2 separate regions of the Homo sapiens genome follow, and region 1 is linked to region 2. Evidence: read pairs that join two places in POLR2A ChIA-PET (ENCODE). Cell type or tissue: PC-9. All regions are shown on one strand. Each heading gives the region's core, and the rest is flanking DNA. Links, peaks and the distances in the headings are about the cores only.

Evidence for each region. ChIA-PET counts read pairs that join two places held together with the same protein. Peaks named below come from ENCODE experiments on the same cell type or tissue, not always from the same donor. Only the 100,000 strongest peaks of a DNase experiment are listed, where the experiment ranks them.
Region 1: POLR2A ChIA-PET joins it to region 2 with 7 read pairs; 1 of 35 experiments calls an interaction of 5 or more read pairs at or near these places.

What each region holds. Positions count from the first base shown.
Region 1 is chr5:66,194,350-66,202,510 of GRCh38, reverse strand. All of the region lies in intron 1 of LOC401191 (a long non-coding RNA gene), which reads right to left. Among named protein-coding and RNA genes, the nearest start is that of LINC02065, 11 kb to the left of the region's middle. In PC-9, for the core only: no CTCF peak of the experiment used is centred there; a DNase peak (open chromatin) is centred at 4,470; H3K27ac peaks cover 2,033 bases.
Region 2 is chr5:65,537,894-65,541,893 of GRCh38, reverse strand. The region is part of intron 6 of CENPK (centromere protein K); the gene reads left to right. Among named protein-coding and RNA genes, the nearest start is that of CENPK, 23 kb to the left of the region's middle. In PC-9, for the core only: no CTCF peak of the experiment used is centred there; a DNase peak (open chromatin) is centred at 1,873.

The DNA.
Region 1 (8,161 bases), core at 2,179-6,178, 660 kb before region 2:
GGCGGGGGGAGTTCAGACATTGGACATCAGGCAGTGCAGGTTAGTGATCCCTTATTAACAAAGGATGTAAGCCCTATGAGTGCCCCAGCTTACTGCCTTGAAAAAGTGTACAGGCTCAAGTAGAGGGAAGCCAAACCCAGTGGTCTGAGTTGAGTTGATGAAGCTGGGAGTCCACTGAGGCCAAGATGGCAGGACAGAGTGTGGAGAAAAGAGGTGCACAGAGAAAAAGCTTTGAAGATCTGTAGGTAGGTCTATTTGTGTCTTCAGCTAAGTAATGATCAACATATGTATAGGGAGAAACCAACCAAGGGCCAGGAAAAAACATCTGAATGATTAAAAAAAAAAATCCCTAGAGCTCAAACAAGGAGAAAATCGTTTGTGTTTCTAAGAGCCTGGTGGAAAGCAGTGGAGGGAGTAACATTCCCAGGGCATCAAGTACTCAGAAGGATATTGCTTCAGGAATGCTCAAAATTATCTCTGGAGAAAAGGCTGATCTCCAACAAAGCTTAAAAATCAAGCTTTGAAAGAAATTGTTCCCAAGTAACTGAAGTGCGTCTAAGAACAAAGATCAAGAATATCTACAGAATACCAAAATAATCAGCACCCAACAAGGTAAAATTCTAAATTATTTTTACATGCTGAAATTACTTTACATTTAAGCTTGGAAAACAGAAACATGGAAGATGTTAAAACGACTTAAATTGAACCCAGAGAATTACAAAATACAATATCTGAGGGTTTTTTTAAGATACACTAGATGAGATTAACAGCAGATTAGAAACTACGTAATACTAGTAAACTCAGAAATACAGAAACAGAATTATCCAAAATGAAACAATGAAAAAATTGAACAAAGCATCAGCAAGTTGTGGGACAACCTCAAGTGACTAAAATACATATAATTGGAGACCATGAAGTGGGGAGGGAGGAGAAAGAAAACATATTTGAAGAAATAATGATTAGAAAATTTCCAAATTTAACAAAAACTCTAAACACAGACTAAAGAAGCTCAAAGAACAACAAGCACAATAAACATGAATAAACCTACACCAAACACATCACAGTCAAATTGATTTAAACCAATGAGAAAAGAGATCTTAAAAGTGGCTACAGAAAAAAAGCCACATTCTATGTAGAGGAACAAGAATGATGGCAGACACCTTGTTGGAAACAAAGTAAACCAGAGTTCAGTGGTAGCACATCTTTAAAGAACTAAGAGAAGAAAAAAAAATTAATGTATAATTCTATAGCCAGCAAAAATATCTTTAAAAAATAAGTTGACACAAAAACTTGTTCAGCATGCAAAAGGTTGTTAACATTAGCCTAAAGCTGCCTCTTTACACATGTTAAGTTTGGCCTAACAGTTTCTCTGTACACAGTGAACTCTAACCTAACGGGATGTATAACCTACTCATGAGCCAATCACTGAGTTCCAGCCAATCAAAGGCAGCCAACTGTTCAAACTGTGTTCAAATAAGCTAAATGCAGGGCTGTAACCAATCTGGCTGTTTTTGTACCTCATTTCTGTTTTCTGCACATCACTTTCCCTCTTCTGTCCATAAATTTTCTCCTACCGTATGGCTGTGCTAGAGTCTCTCTGAACCTATTCTGTTTCAGGTGCTGCCCAATTCTTGAATCATTCTTTGCTCAATTAAACTCTATTAAATGTAATTTGTCTAAGGTTTTTTCTTTTAACAAGGTGAAAGAATCCATCCTCAGCAGACCTGCACTGTAAGAAATGCTAAAGGATGTCTTCAGGCAGGAGAGAAATAGCGTGAAGTAGAAATCTGAATTGACACAAAGAAGTGAAAAGTACCATGAATTGTAAATCTATGGGTAAATATGAGGAATTTTTTATTTTTTTAATCAAACTGACTGTTTAAAGCAAAAATAACACCATATTGTGGGGATTTCAACACATACATTAAGTAAAATGCAGGAGAAAATTAGCACAAATTTGGGAGTTTAAAAATCAATAAATATTATTGTAACGTTCTTATACTATATATGAAATGGTATAATATTACATAAAAGTAGACTGTGATAACTTTAAAAATACACTCACTTCACAGACACACACACAAAACCCTAAAACTATTTAAAAATTAAAACAAAAAATGTTAGCTAATAAGCCAACAGAGAAGATAAAATGGAGTTTTAAAAATATTCAATTAGTTCAAAAGAAGACAAAGAGGAAAAAGGAAACAAAAATAGAAGAGATAAATAGAGGACAATAGCAAGGTGGCACATTTAAATCCAGTGATCTCAATAATCACATTCAACACAACTGGCTTAAACACTCCAACTAAAAGGCAGAGGTTGTCAGGCTGGATAAAAAGCCAACATCAAACTATACACTGCGCACAAGAAGTGCACTGTAAATATGAAAACACAAAGAAGTTTGAAGTAAAAGGATAGGAAAAGATTATACAATGCTGATACAAAAAAAAAACAAGAAACAAATTGTAATTGCAATGCTAGTATTAATTTCAGAAAGATTTTAAAACAAAAATATCAGAAATAAAAAGGGTAATTTAATAATGATTAAAGGGTCAGTTTAATATGAAGACATAACAATCTGAAACATTTATGAACCTAATAACAGAGATTCAAAATACATAAAACAAAAACAGAACTAAGTTGGGGATGGTAGCTCATGCCTGTAATCCCACCTATGCAGGAGGCTGATGTCAGAGAATTGCTTGAGGCCAGGAGTTCAAGACCAGCCTGGGCAACATAGTAAGATCTTATCTATTACAATTTTTTTTTTTACTAGCTGGGCATGGTGGCATGCACCTGTGGTCCTACCTACTCAGGATGATGAGGCAAGAAGATCACTTGAGGCTAGGAGTTTAAGGCTGCAGTAAACTATGATCACACCACTGCACTACGGCCCAGGTGACAGAGCAGGACCCCATATCAAAAACAAAAAACAAAAAGGGAGGGAAGCAGAGCAATATGGCTGAATAAAATCCTCCACTGATCATCCTCCCCACAGGAACATCAAATTTAACAATTATTTACACAAAAAACATCTTCATAAGAAACAAAAATCAAGTGAGTGATCACAGTACCTAGTTTTAACTTAATATCACTGAAAGAGACACTGAAGAGGGTAGAAAAGACAGTCCTGAATTGCCATGCTACCCCTCTCCCATCCCCCAGCAGCAGACATGTACTGTGCAGAGGAAATCTGTATGCTTGGAGGAGGGAGAGTACAGCAATTGTGGGACTTTGCATTGGAACTCAGTGCTGCCAACGCCAGACAGAACTCAGTGGACACCCACAGAGGGAGCATTTAGACAAGCCCTAGCCAGAGGGGAATCACCCATCCCAGTGGTCAAAACCTGAGTGTCAGCAAACCTGACCACCATGGGCTAAAGTGCTCTAAATAAACTTGAAAGGCAGTCTAGGCCACAAGGACTGTATGTCCTAGTGCTGTGTTGGGCTCAGAGCTAGTAGACTTGAGGGGCATGTGACCTAGAGAGACACCAGCTGAGGCAGCTAATGGAGTGCTTCCACCACCCCTCCCCCAACCCCAGGCAGTGCAGCTCACAGCTCTAAAAGACGCCCCTTCCCTCTGCTTGGGAATAGGGGAAAGTAAAGAGGACTATGTCTTGCAACTTGGATACCAGCTCAGCCACAGTAGGATAGGCACCAGGCAGAGTTGTGAGGGCCCCATCCCAGGCCCTATCTCCTAAATGACATTTCCAGATACACCCTAGACCAGAAGGGAACCCACTGTCTTGAAGGGAAAGACACAGTCCTGGCAGGATTCATCACCTGCTAACTAAAGAGCTCTTGGGCCCTGAATACTCAGCAGTGTTGTAAGCTTTGGGTGAGACTCTGAGATGTGCTGGCTTCAGGTGTGACCCAGCACATTCACAGCTGTGGTGGCTACAAGGAGAGGCTCCTTCTGCTTGAGAAAAGCAGAGAGAAGAGTAAAGGGGACTTTGTCTTGCAGCTTAGATACCAGTTTGGCCACAGTAGAGCACCAAACAGCCTCTTGGGATCCCTGATTCCAAGCCTTGGCTCTTAGACAGCATTTCTAGACCTACCCTGGGCCAGAGGGGAGCCACTGCCCTGAAGGGAGAGATTCAGGACTCGTAGCCTTCACCACAAACTGCCTAAAAGTGTCCTTGATCCTTAAGTGGACGTTGGCAGTAGCCTGGCACTGCTCCTTGTGGGCCTGTGATGATGGTTGACATGGGGAAAGACTCCTCTGCCTGGGGAAAGGAGAGGGAAGAGTGGGAAGGACTTTGTCGTGTGGTTTCAGTGCCAGCTCAGCCACAGTAGAATAGAGCACCACATAGATTTCTAAGGTTTCTGACTCCTGGTCCTGGCTCCCTGACACTATCTGTGGACCCACCCAGGGCCTGAGGGAAGTTGCTGCCCTAAAGGCAAGGGCACAAACCTGGCTGGCTTTACCACCTACTGATCGTAGGTGGTAAGAACCCTAGGGCCTTGAGCAAATGCAAACAGTAGCCAGGTAGTAGTTACAGCAGGACTTGAGCAAGACCCCATGCTGTGCTGGCTTCAGGTCTGACTCAGCACAGTCCCAGTAGTGGTGGCCACAGGGGTGCTTGTGTCACCCCTCCCCTAGCTCTAGGCAGCTCAGCACAGAGAGAAAAAGATTCCATTTCTTTGGAAGAAAGTAAGGGAAGAGAACAAGAGTCACTGCTTGGTAATCCAGAGAATTCTTCCATATCTTATCCAAAACCACCAAGGCAGAACCCCTACAAGTCTCCAAGAACCACAGCATTACTGGGCTTGAGGTGTGCCCTACCATAGATATGGCTTAGATACCGACACCAAAGTCCCTTCAAATACCTGGAAGGCCTTCTCAAGAAGAACAGGTGCAAACAAGCTCAGACTGCAAAGATACAATAAACACCTAACTCTTCAATGGCCAAACACTGATGAACATTCATAAGTATCAGGACCATCTGGGAAAACATGACCTCGTCAAATGAACTAAATAAAGCACAAGGAACCAATCCTGGGGAAACAGAGATATGTGTTTATTCAGACAGAGAATTCAAAATAGCTGTTCTGAGGAAACTCAAAGCAATCTGAGATAACACAGAGAAGGAATTTAGAATCCTATCAGATACATTTAACAAAGAGATTGAAACAATTAAAAAAGAATCAAGCAGAAATTCTGGAGTTGAAAAATGTGAGTAACAGGCAGGGCATGGGGGCTCACGCCTGTAATCCCAGCACATTGGGAGGCCGAGGCGGGCAGATCACAAGGTCAGGATATCGAGACCATCATGGCTAACACAGTGAAACTCCGTCTCTACTAAAGATATAAAAAATTAGCTGCGTGCGGTGGCAGGCGCCTGTAGTCCCAGCTACTCAGGAGGCTGAGGCAGGAGAATGGCGTGAACCAGGGAGGCAGAGCTTGCAGTGAGCCGAGATTGCGCCACTGCACTCCAGCCTGGGTGACAGAGGGAGACTCCGTCTCAAAAAAAAAAAAGAAAAATGCAAGTAACATACCGAAGAATGCATCAGAATTGTTAATGGCAAAATTAAGCAGAACAAACAGTTAGCTTGAAGACATGCTGTTTGAAAATACACAGAGGAGACAAAAGAAAAAAGAATAAAAAAAGAATGAAGCACACCTATGAGATCTAGGAAATAGCCTTGAAAGGGCAAATCTAAGAGTTATTGACCATAAAGTGGAGGTAGAGTGAGATAGGAGTAGAAAGTTCATCCAAAGGGATAATAAAAGAGAACTTCCCAAACCTAAAGAAGGATATCAACATTCAAGTACAAGAAGGTTTTAGAACACCAAGCAGATTTAACCTAAAGAAGACCTACCTCGGCCAGGTGCACTGGCTCACACCTGTAATCCCAGCATTTTGGGAGGCCGAGGCAGGCACATCACGAGGTCAGGCGATCGAGACCATCCTGGCTAACACGGTGAAACCCCATCTCTACTAAAAATACGAAAAATTACCGGGCGTTGTGGCAGGTGCCTGTAGTCCCAGTTACTTGGGAAGCTGAGGCAGGAGAATGGCGTGAACCCAGGAGGTGGAGCTTGCAGTGAGCTGAGATTGTGCCACTGCACTCCAGCCTGGGTGACAGAGCGAGACTCCGTCTCGGGAAAAAAAAAAAAAAGACCTACCTCAAGGTATTTAATAATCAAACTTCCAAAAGTCAAGGATAAAGAAAGGATCCTAAAATCATCCAGAGAAAAGAAAAAAAGTAACATACAATGGAGCTCCAATACATCTGTCCCAGACTTTTCAGTGGAAAACTTACAGGCCAGGAGAGAGCAACATAACATATTTAAAGTGCTGAAGGAAAAAAAAATTGTTATTCTAGAATAGTATGTTCAGTGGAAATACCCTTCAAACGTGAATGAGAAACAAAGACTTTCCAAGACAAACAAAAGCTGAGGGATTTAATCAACATCAGACCTGCCTTATAAGAAATGCTAAAGGGAGTTCAATCTGAAAGAAAAGAATGTTAATGAGCAATAAGAAATCATCTGAAGGTACAAAACTCAGTAAGTACACAGAAAAACAGAATATTATAACATTATAATTGTGGTGTGTAAACAGTTCATATTTTAAGGAGAAAAATGAAAAGATGAGCCAATCAAAAACAATAACTACAACAACTTTTCAAGACATAGGCAGTATAAGATATAAACAGAAACAACAAAAAGCTTAAAAAGGGGGAGATGAAGTTAAAGTGTAGTTTTTATTAGTTTTCTTTTTGCTTGTTTGTTTATGCAACCAGCATCAAGTTGTCATCAGTTTAAAACAATGAGTTATAAGATAGTATTTGCAAGTTTCATGGTAACATCAAATCTAAAAACATACAACGAATACACAAATAAAAAGCACCAGAGAAAATCACCTTCACTAAAATGAAGACAGGAAGGAGAAGACCGCAAAACAACCAGAAAGCAAAATCAAAAGATATAAAGTGGCTGAATGGATAAAAAACATGACCTTAATAATCTGTTGCCTACAAGAAACACACTTCACCAATAAAGACATATACTGAATAAAAAGGGATGGAAAAAGATATTCCACACAAATGGAAACCAAAAAAGAACAGGAATAGCTATACCTATATCAGACAAAATAGATTTCAAGACAAAAGCTATAATAAGAGACAGAGAAGGTCATTATATAGTGATAAAGGGGTCAATTCAGGAAGGGGATACAACGATTGTAAATATATATGCACCCAATTTGGGAGCACCCAGTTCAGCAAATATTATTAGAGCTAAAGAGAGATAGACCCAAAACAATAATAGCTGGATACTTCAATACCCCACTTTCAGCATTGGACACATCATTCAGTCAGAAAATCAATAAAGAAACATTGGAATTTATCTGTTCTATAGACCAAATGAACCTAATAGTTATTTACTTAACATTTCATCCAATAGCTGCAGAATACACATTCTTCTCCTTAGCACATGGATCATTCTCAAGGATAGAACATATGTTAGGCCACAAAACAAATCTTAAAACATTCAAAAAATTGAAATAATATCAAGTACCTTCTCTGACCACAGTGGAACAAAACTAGAAATCAATAACAAGAATAATTCTGGAAACTATACAAATACATGGAAATTAAACAATATGCTCCTGAATGACCAGTGAGTCAATGAAGATATTAAGAAGGAAATTGAAAAATTTATTGAAACAAATGAAACACAACATACCAAAACCTATGGGATACAGCAAAAGCAGTACTAAGAAGGAAGTTTATACCTATAAGTGCCTATATCAAGAAAGTAGAAAAACTTCAAATAAATGATCTAACAATCTTAAAGTACTAGAAAACCAAGAACAAATCAAACCCAAAGTTGGTAGAAGAAAAGAAATAATAAAGATCAGAGCAGATATGAGATTGAAACAAAATAATACAAAATATCAATGAAACAAAAAGTTGGTTTTTTGAAAAGATAAATAAAATGAACAAATCTTTAGCCAGGCTAAGAAAAAAAGAGAGAATAGCCAAGTAAATAAAATCAAAGATGAAAAAGGAGACATTATAACTGATACCACAGAAATTCAAAGGATCATTAGAGGCTACTATAAGCAACAATATGCCAATAAACTGAAAAACCTAGAAGAAATTGATAAATTCCTAGACACATATAATCTACCAAGATTGAACCATGAAGAAA
Region 2 (4,000 bases), core at 1-4,000:
ATTTTGTTATAGGAGACTGAATGGACTATGACAGAAAGTTGGCACTGAGAAGTGGAGGTGGTACTATATAACAAATACCAAAAAATTCTGAAGCACCTTTGAAACTGGGTGATCAGTAGTAGAAGGAAGAATTTTGAAATGAGTGCAAAGGCCTACATTGCTGTGAGCAGACCTTTAAAGGCGATTCTGGTGGGAACTGAGGTTATAAGAGAGCTGTAGAGAAAGCCTCAGTTTTCTTAGATAATACCAGAATAGTCCTGAAAAGAATGTTGGTAGAAATATGCACAGTATTGGCCATTTTGATAGGTCTCACCTGGAAAGAAAGAACATGTGTCTAAGGATAGAGAGGAAAAAAACAAAGTGTTTTTCCTAGTCTCCGTCACCACTCAATACAACGTAGCACCTCTGGTTACCAAAATGTGTGGGGAATTCTCACCAGCAACCAATTCTTTGGCAGATTCTGCAGATGATGATTCTCTCCTACAAACCAGTTGGGTGTCCTCTTAATTCACTTCAGTTCTGACATAATCTACTTGGAGGTAACATCAGATCCCACAGGTTGAGCGCTCAGTCCCACATGCCTGACCCCGGTTTCAGATACCAGTTGCCAGTAATGGATTGTCGCCTGTATTCTGACTGGCTATAAATCAGGGGTTTCCATGATCCCCTCCTCCTCAGGTTTAATTAATTTGCCAGAGCAGCTCACAGAACTGAGAGATAAACTTACTTTCATTTACTCAGGTGTCATAAGAGATATTACAAAGGATACATGGCTGGGCATGGTGGCTCACACCTGTAATCCCAGCACTTTGGGAATCTGAAGAGGATGGATCACTTGAGCCTAAGTGTTCAAGACCAGCCTGGGCAATATGGCAAAAGCCTGTCCCTACAAAAAAAATAAAAAATCTTCTGTGTGTGGTGGTGTGTGTGTGATGGTGTGTGCCTGTAGTCCCAGATACTTGGAAGGCTGAGGTGGGAGGATTGCTTGAGCCTGGGAGGTTGAGGCTGCAGTGAGCCATGATCGCGTCACTGCCTTCCAGCCTGGGCAGCAGAGTGAAACCCTGTCTCAAAAAAAAAAAAAAAAAGGATACAGTTGAACAGCCAAATGGAAAAGATGTGTAGGGCAAGTCATGGTGGAAGGGACATGGAGTTTCCATGCCATCTCTGGACATGGTACTCTCCAGAAACTTGCCTGTGTTCAGCTATCTAGAAGCTCCCCAAACCCAGTTCTTTTGGGGTTTTATGGAAGCTTCATTATGTAGGTACGATTGATTAAGTCATTTGCCATTGATGACCAGCTTAACTCTCAGTTCTTCTCCCTTCCCAGAGTTTTCAGGGGTGGTGCTGAAAGTCCTAATGTTCTAGTCAGGTTTTGGTCTTTTTTTATGACCAGCCCCCATCCTGATGTTACTGAGGGGCTCCCAGCCATCAGTCAACTCATGCATATGAAAAGATACCACAATAGGGATAAAGACCAAATATATATTTTACAATATCACAATGTTATTGCACAGTGGAGTAAATATCATTCTTATTATAAAGAGGCAGAGAGCTGAATTGCATTCCTGCCCTAGTGTTTTGTGAAAGATAGAACTTATAGGAATGAAGTTGAATCTTTGAGGAAATATTTAAGAAAAGTATTGAAGGTATGGCTTGGCTTCTCTTGACTGTATAGTAAAATGTGGGAAGTTAAAAATGACTTAAATTGCTAATAAAAAATGAAGCTGAATTTAAATGTTTGAAAAATTGTCAGCCTATCCCTACTGTAAAGAATGAGAAAGGCTGTTTGGGAAAGAACTTAAAGGGTGTGGCCAAATGACCATCTGATAAGGAGATTAGTCAGCCATCTCAACTGAAGCCAGGTGCTGTTGTTCAAGACAATGGAAGAATGCAATGTAAGGGCTACAGGAGTCTGTGGGACCTTGGGCCATACTGCCTAGCATGAACTCATTCTCTGCTTCCTATACTTAGACTGTGTTCATCAGTTGCCCCAGGTGCAGCTTCAGTGTGTCTAGGTGTGGCAGAGACTGCAGTGATCACCCTTCTGGAGGGTCATATCTCCTCCAGGGTGCAGAAAGTGCAAGCCAGGGGAAATGGCTGGTTCCACCTGGGTTTTAAAGGAAGGAGCCTCCTGGCAGAGCCTTGAGCTTATGACCTCAGTCCAGGAGAGCCATGGTGCCCAGGCACAGCGATACTGTGAGTGAAGCACAGACAGAGAGCTGCTAGAGGGCCATTTTGCCAAGCTGTGGGAACAAGGATGCTCAGAGCTGTGGGTCCCCAAACACCTGCTCAGCAAAGCTGCAGGGGCAGAGCCACCTGCACCCTAGTGGGCCTTGAAGACAGCATTGAACCAAAGATTATTCTTGGGCCTTAAGATTTAATGTTTACCCTATTGTGTTGGGAGTTAATTGGGACATGTTACCCCTTCTTTCCTATTTCGTTCTTTTGGAATAGGAATGTCTATCCTATGTCGCTCCCACCATTGTATTTTTGAAGCCCATAACATGTTTGATTTCACAAGTTCACAGTTGGAGATCAATTTGCTTCAAAATCTATTGTACTGTGAATTTTATTCATTTAATTTAAATCATATTTAGATGAGATGTTAGACTTCAAACCTTTGAGTTGCTGGTAGAATAAGTTAAGACTTTTGTGGCTATTGGGATGGAATGAATGTATTTTTGCATGTGAGGAAGACCTGAATTTTCGAGTTTTAAATATGAATGTCCAGACAAGGATCATAGACACTTTCTCAAAACTTAAATGTCAATAATGTCATGTTTTTAAAGTGTCAGTTCATAAGGTTAAAATATAGAAGAGAAGATGGAAGCAAACAGAAACTTTTACAAGTTGTAGAGCATGGAAAGAGGTAAGTATGTGCCTAGAGACAGAAATCATGATGAAAAGAGTTTGCCCCCACAAAATTGAAGAAAGTCTTGGGATTTGAAGGAACCTGTTACTGCAAAACTCAGAGTTCAAGTGTGGAGCTAAAATCAAGGCTATTTCTTTAAAGTCAGAATATAGATGGTTAAATCTTCTTAGCTTACTGTTGCTAACTTCTTACCTATATATCTGAGAACCGGAAGTATATGATATGGAGACATTAAACTAGTGAGGCTCTTGACTCAGGGATACCAGGTTGGGTGGTTAATAGGGGTGGTGTGCAGGTCGAAAGTCAGAAAGATCAAGTTAACATTTTTATTCTGCATGGTGTACTGCTAGTTCCCTCCATCGCTCTGTCTGCAGAGGTCCCTAGTTTTTTATTTTATTTATGAAAAATAAAACTTACGAGGAATGAAGTTGAATCTTTCGCTGAGAAAATATTTAAACGAAGTGTTGAAGGTATGGCTTGGCTTCTCTTGAATGTATAGTAAAAGTGAGAAGAGAAAAATGACTTAAAGAAATTGCTAATCAAAAAAGAACATAGCCTTAGACAGGAGATAAAATATTTTGAAAAGAAAATATTTCTAAGTAATAATATATGGAGTCCCCAGTGAAAAAGTAGGGTGGCCACACATCATAAAGCCTTATTCATAAACATAGCATTCATAGTAAGTTTTTGAGTTTTAAATAGGAATGTCCAGACAAGGATCATACACATCTGTGAAATGTCTCCAAGTTGAAAGACAGAAGTTCAAAACAACTGAACAAAGATGAGCCTCAAGGAGAGACACTTCAGGGAACCAACGAGAATTTAAAGAAATAATACCATCCACAGGATAAGAAAAAATTTTGATCCCACAAAATAACAATGCCATTTTTTTTAAAAAGGACCACTTTACACCGTCTAGGATGGCTATAATCAACAGACAATAACATGGGTTGGTAAAGAAGTACAAAAATTGGAATAGCAATACATTGCTAGTGGCAATGTAAAATGGTATACTATTTTAGAAAGCAGTGTGGAAATTTCTCAAAAGGTAAAAGAGTAACTCTATGTCGCAGCAGTTTCATTCCTGGATATATACCCAGGAGGAATGAAAACATGTATGTATCCAAA